Linked DNA regions of Homo sapiens: region 1 is linked to region 2. The links are chromatin loops, found by intact Hi-C in ENCODE. Cell type or tissue: endothelial cell of umbilical vein. All regions are shown on one strand. Each heading gives the region's core, and the rest is flanking DNA. Links, peaks and the distances in the headings are about the cores only. Region 1 has its middle 100 kb from the start of LINC01680. Region 2 overlaps LINC01720 (long intergenic non-protein coding RNA 1720).

What was found. Hi-C counts contacts between places; a loop is a spot of excess contacts. Peaks named below come from ENCODE experiments on the same cell type or tissue, not always from the same donor. Only the 100,000 strongest peaks of a DNase experiment are listed, where the experiment ranks them.
Region 1: a loop joins it to region 2, with 8 times the contacts of the local background. A loop is called at or near these places in 3 of 110 quality-filtered maps.

What each region holds. Positions count from the first base shown.
Region 1 is chr1:191,122,646-191,130,108 of GRCh38, forward strand. No RefSeq gene overlaps it. Among named protein-coding and RNA genes, the nearest start is that of LINC01680, 100 kb to the right of the region's middle. In endothelial cell of umbilical vein, for the core only: a CTCF peak has its summit at 4,391 (motif pointing left); no DNase peak of the experiment used is centred there.
Region 2 is chr1:190,751,727-190,759,189 of GRCh38, forward strand. The region is part of intron 2 of LINC01720 (long intergenic non-protein coding RNA 1720); the gene reads left to right. Among named protein-coding and RNA genes, the nearest start is that of LINC01720, 130 kb to the left of the region's middle. In endothelial cell of umbilical vein, for the core only: no CTCF peak of the experiment used is centred there; a DNase peak (open chromatin) is centred at 3,265.

The sequences.
Region 1 (7,463 bases), core at 2,838-5,337, 370 kb after region 2:
AACTTGTCATTAGGTCTGGTTGTTTTAGTGCTCTAATTTAGTTTTGATATCTGCAAAATAAAGACAATATGTATGGTTTCTGGATGGATTCTGCAATAGTCTCTTAATAAATGACCACTCACTTCACACAGGGACTTTAAAGGTATTTCAGAGACATAAACCTGAACCTGTTATTCTTAGATTTAACTGTTCAGTGACTGTATTAGTCCATGCTTACACTGTTGATAAAGACATACCTGAGACTTGGCAATTAAAAAAGGACAGAGGTTTAATGGACTCACAGCTCCATGTGGCTAGGGAGGCCTCATAATCATGGCAGAAGGCAAGAGGCATGTGTCACATGGTGGCAGACAAGAAAAGAGAATTAGAGCAAAGAAAAAGGAGATTCCCCTTATAAAACCATCAAATCTCATGAGACTTATTCACTACCATAAGAACAGTTTAGGGGAACGGCCCCCATGATTCAATTATCTCCAACCAGTTCCTTCCCACAACATGAGGGAATTCTGGGAGCTATGATTCAAGATGGGATCTGAGTGGGGACACAGCCAAACCATATCATTGTGTGATATGTTTGTGAAGTACCAAATAAATGCTAGTTCCTTCCTACAGATTTTGGAGAGCAGAAATTGGTAAAAGCAAATGCACAATTTAAGATTGTTTAGAAGGAACTTGGATTTTAAAAAAGTAATTTCCATTTAATCCATTTAATTTAGAACATAAAGAACCTTCCTTCCTTCCTTCCCTTTCTTTCTTCTCTTCTCTTTTCTTTTCTTTCTTTCTTTCTCTCTCTTTTTTTATGTCTTTCTTCTTTTCTTTCTTTCTTTTTTTTTTTTTTTGAAATGGAGTCTTGCTCTGTCCCCCAGGCTGGAGGGTAGTGGTGGGATCTCGGGCTCACTGCAAGCTCCGCCTCCCAGGTTCACACCATTCTCCTGCCTCAGCCTCCCGAGTAGCTAGGACTACAGGCACCCACCACCACACCTGGCTAATTTTTTGTATTTTTAGTAGAGACGGGGTTTCACTGTGTTAGCCAGGATGGTCTCGATCTCCTGACCTTGTGATCCACCCACCTAGGCCTCCCAAAGTGCTGGGATTACAGGCATGAGTAACCACACCCAGCCCTTCCTTCCTTCCTTCCTTCCTTCCTTCCTTTCTTTTTCTTTCTTTCGTCTTTCTTTGTCTCTTTCCTCTTTTTTTTTTTTGAGACAGGGTCTTGCTATGTTTTCCATGCTGATCTCAAACTCCTCAACTAAAATGATCCTCCCATCTCAGCCTCCAGAGTAGCTGGGATAACAGGTGTGTACCATCATGCCATGCAGATAATATTTCTTATCTAGTAATAAGGAGGAAGCAACTTTTTATAGTTTTACTATACTGATACACATAATGACAAATGGATTTTCTTAGTTAATAGCTATAAAGAAAAAAATAAGGAATAAAGAAGGAAATATAGCTCCAGAAAATCAGGAAGATGTATCTGACACATTGTGGAAACCCATTTTGGGAAATTGTGGCAATCATAATTATACAGATATTAATATAAAGTATAACAAATTAATAGGATGTTTTCTAGAACTACTAAGAAATTGTGGCAAAATATAATTTGGCTACCCTGATGATGTGCAGTGGTCTTTTTACTGAGCTGAACAATATAGTAGATATCACCTTGATAGAAATAGATTAAACATGCAATTGCAAAAATCAATTGAAATTTGAAAGGAAAGTCCGACTACTGTTGGGATGTTTATAACTTAATAGAATTTTTGTAGCACTATAGTTAATGAACTAATATAAGAGATTCTTGAAAATTGTGTTTATGTCGAAATCCTTATTGTTCTACCTATATAAGACAGTGGAAGGAATTCAAAATAATGGCAACTTTTTAAAAGTCAATAATCCTGCTGGGTTTTTCTGTAATGTTTTGGAAAGAGAAGGGGAGAAAGAGAGTGAGAGAGACAGGAGAATATTATGAATTGATGTTTTTGTTATTGTTGACTGCATCCATCCAGCACAACATTGCTAATGCTTTAATTTAGACTCTTTATATTCTTGTTCCTGCCACCACAATGATTTTATTCCCAACTGGCCATTCATTCCTCCCACAGGACCTAACAAAGCCCTCATTCTCACCATCCATAAAACCACCAAGAACAATATTTCCAGAACCCATGTCTCATAAAATAATAATTTGATTAAAATTACCCAATGGGTTCATATCATTTGAAGAGAACACTCAGAAACCTTTAACATGTCATCGTAACTGCTACAACTAGTCACTTCAGAGTGATTACCTTCAAGTATCACCCACCTATTCCTTTCTTCTTTTATGCTTTTCATTGTGACCTATGGACAGATCATTAAACACAACACCGTACATTCAAGATGTCTTTTACAAAACATTTTCCTCTACTTGTAATATTATTAGTCAATTTAACTATTTTTACTCAGTTCTCAAGCACCACTTCAATTAGTCTCTTTCTCCTCACCACTCCCATCCTGCTCTAATGAGCAGAGCTCATCACTCTGTCTACTAGCCACCACTGCACACATGATGTCTATGTGCATTGCCTGATCTTTCATCCATTTTTATAGTAATATTCTCTAGTAGGTTGAACTCCTTAAGGCAAAGACCAAAGCTCCCTTAATTATATCGCCTAATATCTATGGCAATTTATCTTATTTAATATATTCTCAGTCAAGGGATATTAGTTACATGAAGAAATGATGAATTAATGCTTTTGGTACTCAAAAAAGGGAATAAATTCCTGGTACTCTGATTTTAATCAAGTAAATGTAGTCTCTCTGCCTTCTCCCAACCCCATCCTCAGCTATGAGAACTTCTCATAGGTGATTTGCTTAGAGAAAGTGCTTTTAACATTGTTTCAAGGACTCACTCAGATGCTCCAAAAAATATTGTTAGGGAGAGAGACAAAATAGCCAACTAGACCCAGCCAGGAAGTGCTGCTCTCACGGAGAGAAACACAAATATCGAGTAAATCAACATACTTTGAACAGATTTCTTCAGAGTGAAAAACTGAGAGTCCATACAGAAGCCGAGGCTGAAGAGGGAGGAAGCCAGGAACTCTGCATGGCGTTGCTAAACTTCAGGGCTAGTTCCCAGCCCTGACCCTAGGGAAAGAGTGAGAGAAGGGATGGCAGGGCAGCCCACTCTCACCACAGATCTCTGGGACTCTAGCTATAGGAAATTCCATGCCCTCCCAAGATATTTCAACTGGTTAGGGGATCTGCCTGGAGGGGAGGCAGAGGCAGAGTTCGAAGTTTCATGGAGCCTAGGGGCTTTTGTGCATGGGGAAGTTACAGTGGAATGTGGCCAAAGATGCCTATCCCCCAAGGCTCCCCATCTTCCTGAGCAGCTCCAACCCCACTGACTGTCAGACCAAAAGACAGCAGGGCCGACTTTCCAGTGGGACAGGGACACGTCTGTTCTTCAGGCCCTCCTGACTGCCAGCCCCTCCTAAGACCACTGCCTGGCCGCTCCCACAGGAGCATGTGCACAGCACAACCACCACTGCACAGCATGGGTGCTTTGTTGGCAGCAGCTGAGGAGCACTTCAGATCCCACAGTGCAGCCAGGGTCCAACCCCAAAGGACTGGAAGGTGGATTTGGTAGGCTGGTCCCAAAGCCCAAGGGCTGTAGCAGGTGGCTCAGGAGTGCCAAGTGGAGATCTGTTGCCAATGCTCAAGTTGAGGAGGAGCTCCCACTTTCTGAACACTGAGAAGGGTGAAATGGGCAGGTGCAGGAGCAGGGTATGCCTCCCTCCACAGGGCTGCTCTAGGAAGGTTATAGCCTGTTCGCCAGTTGGCCTCTGATAAAGGGAGCCTCATGGCCTGGAACGGCTAACAAAGGAAATGTGGGTGCAGTGCCAGTGATTGGAGGGGGCTCCTCCAAGGTCCAGGAGCAGACCTGGTGGGGGTCAGAGCCCCCCAACCACCACCACAGAACACTGTCGCTAATGCTTTGAAATACAAAAGAGCCACGCCTGTAATCCCAGCACTTTGGGAGGCTGAGGCGGGCAGATCCCAAGCTCAGGAGATGGAGACCATCTTGGCGAACATGGTGAAACCCCGTCTCTACTAAAAATAAAAAAAAAAATTAAAAAAATAAAAAAAAATTAGCCGGGCGTGGTGGCGGGCACTTGTAGTCTCAGCTACTCGGGAGGCTGAGGCAGGAGAATGGCGTGAACCCGGGGGGCGGAGCTTGCAGTGAGCCAAGATCGCGCCACTGCAGTCTAGCCTGGGAGGCAGCGAGACTCCGTCTCAAATAAATAAATAAATAAATAAATAAAAATTAAATAAAGAAATACAGAAGAGCCATGAGGCAATGTAAGAGCCTATCTGCTGGCCATTACACTTAAGCGCCATCTCCTGGATTGCATCCCAAATGGCAACAAAAAATTCAGCCAATAAATAATCACCTGTTTAAACCAGGTCAAGAATCCAGTTACAAGAAAATTCTCTACAGAGCTTTGGCCCACTGAAAGCACACAAAAATGAAGCCAACTGACTATATTTGACTTACATCACAGGAAAAGGACCACTAGTCCTCTCAGATGAAAAGGGATCAGCACAAGAATGCTGACAATTCAAAAAGTCAAATGTCTCTTTACCTCCGAACAAGTGCACCAGCTTCCCAGCAATGGTGCTTAACCAGATTGAAATGATTGAAATGACAAAGAATTCAGAATCTAGGTGTCAAAGAAGCTAATAAAAATACAGTAAAAATTCGAAACACAATCCAAGTTATCCAAGGAATCCACTAAAATGATCCTAGAGCTGAAAGGTGAAATAGCCATTTTAAGAAAGGACCAAACTGAACTTCTGGATTGAAATATTAACTACAGGAAATTCATAATACAGTCAGAAGCATTAACAGGAGAATAGACCAAAGTGAAGAAAATATCTCAGAGCTTGAAGACTAGTTCTTCAAATCAACTTGGTAAGACAAAACATTTTTAAAAGAAATTAAAAATAAATAAAACCTCTCACAAATATGAGATTATGTAAAGAGACAAAACCTACAACTCATTGGCATTCCAGAGAGAGAAGGAGAGAGGGTAATTAACTTGAGAAACGCTTTTGAGACTATAATCCATGGAAATTTTTCCAATCTCACTTGAGAGTTTGTCATGAAAATTCAAGAAATACAGAGAACCCCTGTGAGAAACAATATAAGAAGACCATCCTGAAGGTACATAGTGATCAGATTCACAAAAATCAACATGAAAGAAAAAATCAAAGGCAACTATAGAGAGGAATCAGGTCACCTACAAAGGGACACCATCAGGCTAGCAGCAGACCTCTCAGCAGAAGATCTACAAACCATAGGAGGGAGATTAGGACTCTGTTTTCAGCACTCTTAAAGAAAAAATAATCTAAGCAATAATTTTCATATTCTGCCAAACTAAGATTAATAAGTGAAGACAAAATAAAATGTCTTCCAGACAAGCATATATTAAGGGAATTCATTACCACTAGACCAGCCTTATAAAAGGTTGTTAAGGGAGTACCAAACATGGAAACAAAAGAATGATACCTGCTATAACAAAAACGGACACTATAAAATAACTACACTATCCAATTGACAAAACAACCAGCTAACAACAACATGACAGGATCAAAATCTCATATATCGACAGGATCAAAATCTCATATATCAACACCAATCCTAAGGTAAATGGCCTAAATGCCCCAGTTAAATGGCATAGAGTGGCAATCTAGATAAAAAGACAAGACTCAATTGTCTGCTGCCTTCAAGATACCTATCTGACATGTAACAATATACATAGGCTCAAAAAAAAGGGATGGAGAGAGATCTACCATGGAAACCGAAAACAAAAATGAGCAGGAGTTCTTATTCTATTATCAGGTAAAACAGACTTTCGATCAACAACAATCAAGAAGGGCAGGGAAGAATATTACATACTAATAAAGGGTTTAATTCACAAGATGTCTTAACTGTCCTAAATATATACACACCCAACATTCATCGCTCAGATTCATGAAAGTTATTCTTTACCTACAGAAAGACTTAGACAGCTACACAGTCATAGTAGGGGACTTCAGCACCCAACTGACAGCATTAAACAGATCACTGAGTCAGAAAAATAACAAAGAAATTCTCAACTTAAATTTAACATTCAATCAATTGAATCTAAGCCCTCTAGCAAATACTCCACACAACCACAGACTATACATTCTACCCATTTGCACATGGAACATACTCATACTGTAAGACAGACCACATGTTTGGTCATAAAGCAAGTCTCATTAAATTCAAAAAAATCAAAATCATATCAAGGATATTTTTGGAAAACTGTGCAATTAAAGTAGAAATAAATACCAAGAAGATATCTCAAAATTGCAAAAATACATGGAAATCTAAATACTTGCTTCTGAATTTTTTTTTGTTGAGCAACAAAATTATAGCAGAAATAAAAAGGTTCTTTGAAATTAATGAATATAGAGATAAAATTTATGAAAATCTTTGGAATGCAGCTAAAGGAGTGTTAAGAGGAAAATTTACAGTGCTAAACACCTTTAGTAAGAAGTGGAAAAAATCTCAAATTAACAATCTAACATCACACCTAGAGAAACCAGAAAAAAATAACAAACCAACCCTGAAGCTATCAGAAGAAACAAAATTGAAATTAAAAAGTCCATACAAAAGATCAATGAAACCAAAAGGTGGTTATTTGAAAGGACAAACAAGATTCACAGACTGCTAGCTAAATTAACAAAGAAAAAAATAATAAATCCAAATAAGCACAATCAGAAATGACAAAAAAGACATTATAACTGATCCCACAGAAATACAAAAGATCCTCAGAGGCTATTATAAACACCTCTATGCAAACAAACTAGAAAATCTGGAGGAAATGGATAAACTGCTGGAAACACACAAACTCCCAATATTGAATCAGGAACAAATTAAAACAAAGACCAATATCAAGTTTCAAAACTGGGAGAATAATAAAAATCCTACTAACCAAGAAAAGCCTGGGAATTAACAGCCAAATTCTACCAAATATACAAAGAATTGGTACCAATCTTACTGAAACTATTCCAAAAAATCTAGGAGGAGGGACTTCTCCCTACCTGAATCTATGAAGTCAGCACTGGTCTAATATCGAAACCAGGCAGAAACACAAAGATAAAAGAAAACTTCAGGCCTATATCAATGAACATACATGAAAAAGCCTAAAAAAATACTAGCAGACTCAATCCACCAGCACAACAAAAATTTAATTCAGATTGATCAAGTAGGTTTTATACCTGAGATGCCAGGTTGATTCAACATATACAAATCAATAACTGTGATTCACCACAAAAGAGTTAAAAATAAAAACTATATGATCATCTCAACAGATTTAGAGAAAGCTTTTGATAAAAATATAACATCTCTTCATGATAAAAACCCTCAAAAACCAGACATCTAAGGAACA
Region 2 (7,463 bases), core at 1,720-4,219:
GCTGCTGCCAAACTGCTTACATAAATCCATAGATAAGTTGTTTTCTAGTAATTCCCAAAGTTACTAATGGTGTGTCAATTCTAGGGATAGGACAGTAAGTGTCAGGGTTGGTTGCAACATATAATTATGTATTATTCATCCAGAAGCTAATTGTGCCATCCAGTTGGAAAATAAGAACACTGAGAATCCCCAGAGCCTATAGAGACTAATAATCCTTGTTTTTACAGCAGTTCAATCTAATTTCTAATGTCACCTAACAATTCTGGCTAGGTTTTCAATATGGCAATTTTTTCTTACATTTGCTTCTAAACTCCATGACAGATAAATCAGTTTTATCTGTCATGGAGTTTAGAAGCAAATGTAAGAAAAAATTGCCATATCGATACCTGGTTTTCCTTTGAGTATGTCTTCAGTGATCTAGATATGGACAAATTGCTCCTCTTTACTGACATTCTAAGACTTGGTAGTTCAGCGGAGCAATAGTCAAGCAAAGTTAGAAAGGTTCATATTGCATGCTAGCAGGGTGAATATTCACTAGACAGAAGAGCAATCTGTGGATTTAGTAAGGAGGATCATTCTCTGTGAATAGTAATGTCTAGATCTGAGACAACATTTTATATAGTCAGCAGATTCTTTGGAAAAATTGAAGTGTTTTATTTTAAAATCTGAATCGAGATTCATATATAGATTCATATAAAGAAAAACATATATACATCTTTTTACAACCATAATCTTAGTATTTTCCCCAAATTAGGAATGTGTGCAGTACCCTTCTGCCACATTTTTTAAAAAAAAATTTCCCATCTGTTCATCCTCGAAAACTCAAATATCTCAGCCATACCTAACATACCACAGGCTCACATTTCGTGATTGCAGGTGAAATACTTCCTATGGTGATATCAACACTTTTCTCCTGCCCAGTGCCAATTCTTATTCTCACCACATTTCAAGAAATACTGTGCTCCTCCCTTTAATCAGTTTGAAATTCCTAAGGTGGAACCAACTGGTAGGAAATTTAAGACCAGTGGAAATGTATGTCTATATTTGGACAGTATCAAGAAATACTGTGCCATGTTGTGTCAATATTTTTTCTAGCACTTCATTCTAAATCGTAATAGCTATCTATAAAATATTTGATGAGTTTAAAAATATATAAAAATAAAAGCTTTATCTTGAAAATTTTGTAATTATATATGCAAACAGAATATATAGATTGAATGTTCATCAGAAAAGTTATTTTAAGGACTATTTCCTAGGCCTCTAGGAATATATCAGTTTCTTCCTCTACATATTTAGCCACTCTTATTTGTTGCAGATAGTATGACTATTGCATTTATCTTTAGAAATATCCATCATTAGATGGCATGCTACATATGATTGTAGATTTTTATCAGAAAATATGTGTAATTATCTTAGAAATAATGGTTATAGTAGTTAAACATTTATTTTTTTAATTGTTAACTTTATTCAGACTTACTCAGGGACTGAAACTGAGCTCTACCAATGTAAACACCAAAAAGTGTGGAACAGGGGGAATGCAGGAATCTAAAATAGGGAGAAGGGAAATATAGGTGTTAGAGACAAAAGAGACAGGCATGTTTGGATACTTATTCAAAGGGGTCTCAGGCTTGTTCTAAATGTGATCTCAATGAAAAAGAAAAATTTTTCTGCTTCTTTTGAGCACCAAATCTATGATTAAGAATTTGCTCCTTTGGATTCTAGCCTAAACCTGTAATATTTTTCAGCTGTTTGAGGGCACAACTGGAACAGGGGTTAAAACACAAAGTTAAAAATACCATCCGATTTTGGTGTTCTGAATTCTAAATTTACTAATGCCTCCCTAGACTGTAGCTAGGTTGATCATAGTTGACGTTCCATCAAAATATATATGGTGCATTTCATATTTGCTCTTTCACATATATAAATATATCATAGTTTCTGGGAATTGCATTAAATGTATGTAAAGATATCTACAGTGTTCCTTATGTTCTGGGAGATTTATGAAACTACATGAAATATAATTTAAATGTTTATTTTTATATGTACTTTTACTGTATTTGATTGTATGTTTAGTCTTTATTACATAATTAATAAACAATATAGATCAAAATTGGTATAATTGCTCTCTGAAACATGTTTCCATTTTCATAAGAGACTATACATTTTTAGGGACATCATTCATATCTAGAACTCTCTCATTTTCCAAAGAGAATTGCCATGAAATTCTCCTTTAATGATTGTTTATTTCTTCTCTACAAAACACCATGACAACATTTTCATTTCTATGTTTATTCAAAATTATGATGATTAAATGATCCTGAATATAGTAGAATATAGTGAAAATCAATAGGGTGAAATTCTTCATAATCATCAGGAAATGAGCAAAACATGTGATAACCACATAATCATCAAAAATGGATCAAAATATATTATCAAAAATCAAAATAGAAAATAATATATAATCTCATGATACACAATTTCCTTGTTATTTTTAAGCTCATGCATAAGTGTAAATGATTGTTCTTTGCTTGTTTTGTTTTTATTTCAGTGCACTTATATGATACTCATATAATTAAAATTATAGAAATAGATCTGTAAATGTAGATTAATATAAGTAATCACTTTTTAGTGAGTTTTTGCACACACAATTTTTCCAATTACAGTTGTCGCAATTCCGATTTTTATATGCTCATTCTAAATTGTTACTCTGGCAATTGGTTCCTAAATATGTTAAATTAGAAGCATTATTTTCTGCCAAATTCTATCAGTTATTATTCTTCAGTCTTTAAGATATTGTAAGATATTAAGACGACTGGCCTTTCTAGCTCAGTAGCTCAAATAAAAGGGAAGAGTGCTTTTTTTTTTTTTCAAGTTGAAAGCATTTGAGAGTGGGAATAATTCCAACAAATGCAGCTGAAGTGCTTATCCAGTTGTCAGTTTGATTCTATATCATTTTGTTTGTTTTTTATAACTATGTTTATAGATTGTTAGCATTTGAAAGCACTCTACTTGCTAGGAATTTGATAAGTGATTAAAAATTTGGCAAATGTTTTCTCCAAGAGCTTCTAAATAGATTCTATAAACAAAGCCAAACAAAGTGAGGTGCAGTGTGAATGATGATTTACCCTAATCGTTTCACACTATTTAATGAGTACAGTAAGAGATATGTTTAGGATATTTTTTCCTTTCCATGAGGCATTGGGAAATATATGAGTATATAGCTGTCTTTCCACAAGAGGGCTTCATCTTTCAAATCAGCATTATCATACTTACTTGGAACTATGCCCAGAAAAGTCTATTGCTTGTTAGTTTATTGAATCAAGAAGAGTTTCTACTGGAATATTTGATAACTCTTCTGGAGAAGAATTTGTGGAAACATAGATTTGTGTATATGTGTATATTTGGGGAAAATATAGGCCTACATGTTCAAATATTATTTACATACATATGTTTGAATTATTGACACATATATGATTATAATTTTATAATCCTATTATTCTACAAGAGATTCTTTTTCTGAAGAAAATTTTTAGACAACTGTACTAGTTAGGGTTCTCAAGAGAAACAAAGCCAACAGGATCTATATATCTTATAAATTTCATTCCCTCCCTCTGTGTGTATGTATTTGTTTATGTACATATATGTGTATATATGTGTATAGATACACAAGCACATATGTGTATGTATGTCTATTTATCTACAAAGATTCATTATAATGAATTTGCTAATGCATTTATAGAGACTGAGAAGTACAATAATCTGTTGTCTGTGGGCTGAAGACTCAGGAAAGCTGATGGTGCAGTTCCAGTCTGAGTATAAAGTCCTAATTACTATGAGTGCTGATGGTGGTGTAAGTCCCAATCCAAGGGTGGAAGAAGACCAATGACTAAGCTCAAACAGGCAGAGACAACACATTATACCTCTTTTGCCTTTTTGATCTATTCAGATTAGATGATTTCCACCCACATTGAGAACGACAATCTACTATACTCCTATACTCGGTCCACTGATTCAAATGCTAATCTTATCAGAAACACCCTCACAGACACACCCAGAAATCATGTTTGATCAAATATGTAAACATCCTGTTCTTAAACCAATCTGGATGACACAAAATTTAATCATCACAGAAGTTCATTTTCAGTTTTTATATACCAGAATTTTTAAGGTAAATTGTTGACTCTAAGATGTTTCTCTCCATATCACTCAACAATCATTTTTTATTTTACATTATATTCACTAGTATATTATTTTTTAAAATTATCCATATCACTTGCTAGTCAGTTATGCATTATTAACTTGATGGTTATATAATTATCATTAAAACAGTATGTTCCAAGCCTTTTCTAAAAAAAATTCTTTATCTCATATACTCCATGATTACGTTAGATGTTTATTATAACAGGGATAAGTACTATGTGTTAAAACTAGGATTCAAATTCTTGTTTTGTGGGCCAATTTATTTAAAATTATTTACAGAAAGAAGCAAGCATTTGAATAATGTTTGTGCAGGAAAATAAGAAAAATGATTTAGATTTTTGCCCAGTTTACAGGGTTAATAGAGAATCAGAAACAAATTGAACATACATGTTGATGTTATAAATTGCATTAATATAATTTAACACCACTTGTACACCATGTATACAGGTTTGGAAAAATATTAAAAATTTTAATAAGTGCTTTTCATAAGATAAATATGGCTACAATTTTATTTTAGTAACATCTATCTATATATTTCATAGAAGTTGTCTATAAAATGTTATAATTTGGCCTTGTATATGGATTTTCCAAAGCTACTATACAATGAGATTGAAAGAAAATTTAATTTTTATAAGAAGTGTTATTAAGTTTTTGAAATAGAAGAATATGTAATATTGATGGTTAATATTGAATGTCAACTTGATTGGATCAAAGAATGGAAAGTATTGTTCCTGGGCATGTTTGTAAGGGTGTTGTTAAGGAGATTAACATTTGAGTCAGTGGACTGGGAGAGACAGACCCATTCTCAGTCAGGGTGGGCACCATCTAATCAGCTGCCAGGGTGGCTAGAATAAAGCAGACAGGAGAAGATGGAAGAGAAGACTTGCTGGGTCTTCCAGCCTTCATCTTTCCCCGATGCTGGATGCTTCCTGCCCTCAAACATCAGACTCCTAGTTCTTCAGTTTTTGGATTTTTGAAATTTACGCCAGTGGTTTACCAGGATCTCTTGGGCCTTGGCCACAGACAGAAGGCTGCACTGTAGGCTTCTCTACTTTTGAGGTTTGAATCACCACTGGCTTCCTTGCTCCTCAACTTGCAGATGGCCTATGGAGGGACTTTACCTTGTGATCGTTTGAGTCAATTCTCCTTAATAAACTCTCTTTCATATTACACATATATCCTATTAGTTCTGTCCCTTTAGAGAACCCTAACTAATACAGTAACACTTGTAATGATACATGAAACTATGTTTTTATTTGTGAACAACCAAGCTAGGAATCCTAATTTACAAACTGTAGCTTGATTCTTGAGATGCCATATCATTTTGAAGCCACAGTGATGACTCTTTGTGTTATAGATAGCATTAATTCACTGATTTCTTTGCCATCACATTTACAATCTTCTACTCCAGTCAAACAGGCACATGGCAGTCAGACTAATCAAGTCATCATATCAGTCTTCTCTTCTTTACCTGCTAACTTTTTCTTGTCATGCTCAGAATAAAATCCAAACACCTTATGTGATCCATGGAACTCTGCACGATCTAGCCTCTGCCTGTCATGTTCATTTCTTTCTCTGCCAATTTCTTTCTTGTTAACTCTGGTCCAACCATGGCTACTTTTGTCCAAGAAAGCATATTGACCACTTGAAGTGAAATATGCCTAATCAAGATTAAGATGGAAGTGTAAATGCACAATTTCAAAGCCTTTATACAAAAAAAAGTAAAATAGCGCAGTAATAATTTTTGTATTGAGTGCATGTTAAAATGGTAATATTTCATGTTAAACAAAAATATATAATTCAGATTAATTTTACCTGTTTTAAAACATGTATCTTTAAAGTGGCTACTAAAACATATACAATTACATATGTGATTCATATATGTGGCTTATATTATGTGTCTCTTCTAGAGTGTTATAGTAGAGGATTGAAAAGTAATTGCCAAATTAATTAACAAGCTATATTTTCCAAGCAAATTGTGAAGAAAAAAAGGCTTTGGTTGTTTTCAATTGGGAAAAAACTTACCAAATGTTATTAGGAAATACTCTTTTCCATGTTCATAACTCTTTGCTGTGTTACTTCTCCATTTTAGGATGTCTACTTTTAACTGTTTTATGTGAAGTGAAATTTCGACACTAGAGAATGGTACACACTACTAATTTCAGCTCTGGGAAAGAATAAAGACATAAGATAAATGCTCATTGTAGAGAAATAAAGTGCTCATTGCATGGAATATATCTATAAGGAGCCAGTTTAAGCAAACTGGGGGAAATATCAAAGAAAAAAATACACTAGGAAAGTCTTTGCCTCATTTATGTATGAGATTTTTTTAAAATTATACTCAGACATTGCCAGATTTAATTTCTGTGCCACAAAGTCTCTCTGTAATCTAGATTAGGATTTAGGACAAATTGACAAAAATATTGAGAGAACATACAATACCTGTTCTCGATGAGTAGAGAGGCTTTGCTAGAGAACAGATATGATATGTTTTTGTTTCACAACATTGCCAATATCAAAATGTTATTTCCATTGCAAATATACATCAGATTTCACAGCCAATATTATTTTCAATGTAGTGTCAGACTATAATTTGTGTATGTCTTTTTCTGAGATACAAAAACCTCTGTCAATCTGTACCTTATAGATTTAAGGAACACGTGATGTTTATTGAATACCTCATCTTGAAAAAATTCCTTTGAAAAGTCTATCAATTGCTTATTTTAAAGTTGTTTTTATTTATTCATTTTTATAAGTTTGTATTGATAATAAATGTACATATTTTGGGGGTACATGTGATTAGGTGACACATTCTTATAATATGTAAAGATGGAATCAGAGTTATTGGGATATCCATCAACTTCAATATTTACCTTTTCTTAAAGCTAGGAAAACTTAAATTCTCTTCTAACTATTTTGAAATGTACAATAGATTAATGTTAACTCTAGTCCCCCTACTGATCTATCTAATCATTTTTTAATGACAACTTTTAAGGCAGAAGTATTCAACGTAACTTTGTTTACTTTCCTTGGTTCTATACTGAATATTTAGTATATACTGAATGAATATTTTAAGTTCCATTAAGAATTTATGTAGTGTTCACTTAAGAATTTACTTAGTGTAGGCTTATGCATACTTTTATTGTTTTTAATCCAAATGTAAAAGCTATGAATTTAGGACCAGTACAAAAAAATTATATTTTATATTATAGTTTTAGTGACAGTATTTAAGGCACAATTATTAACAGTGTAAATTCATAATT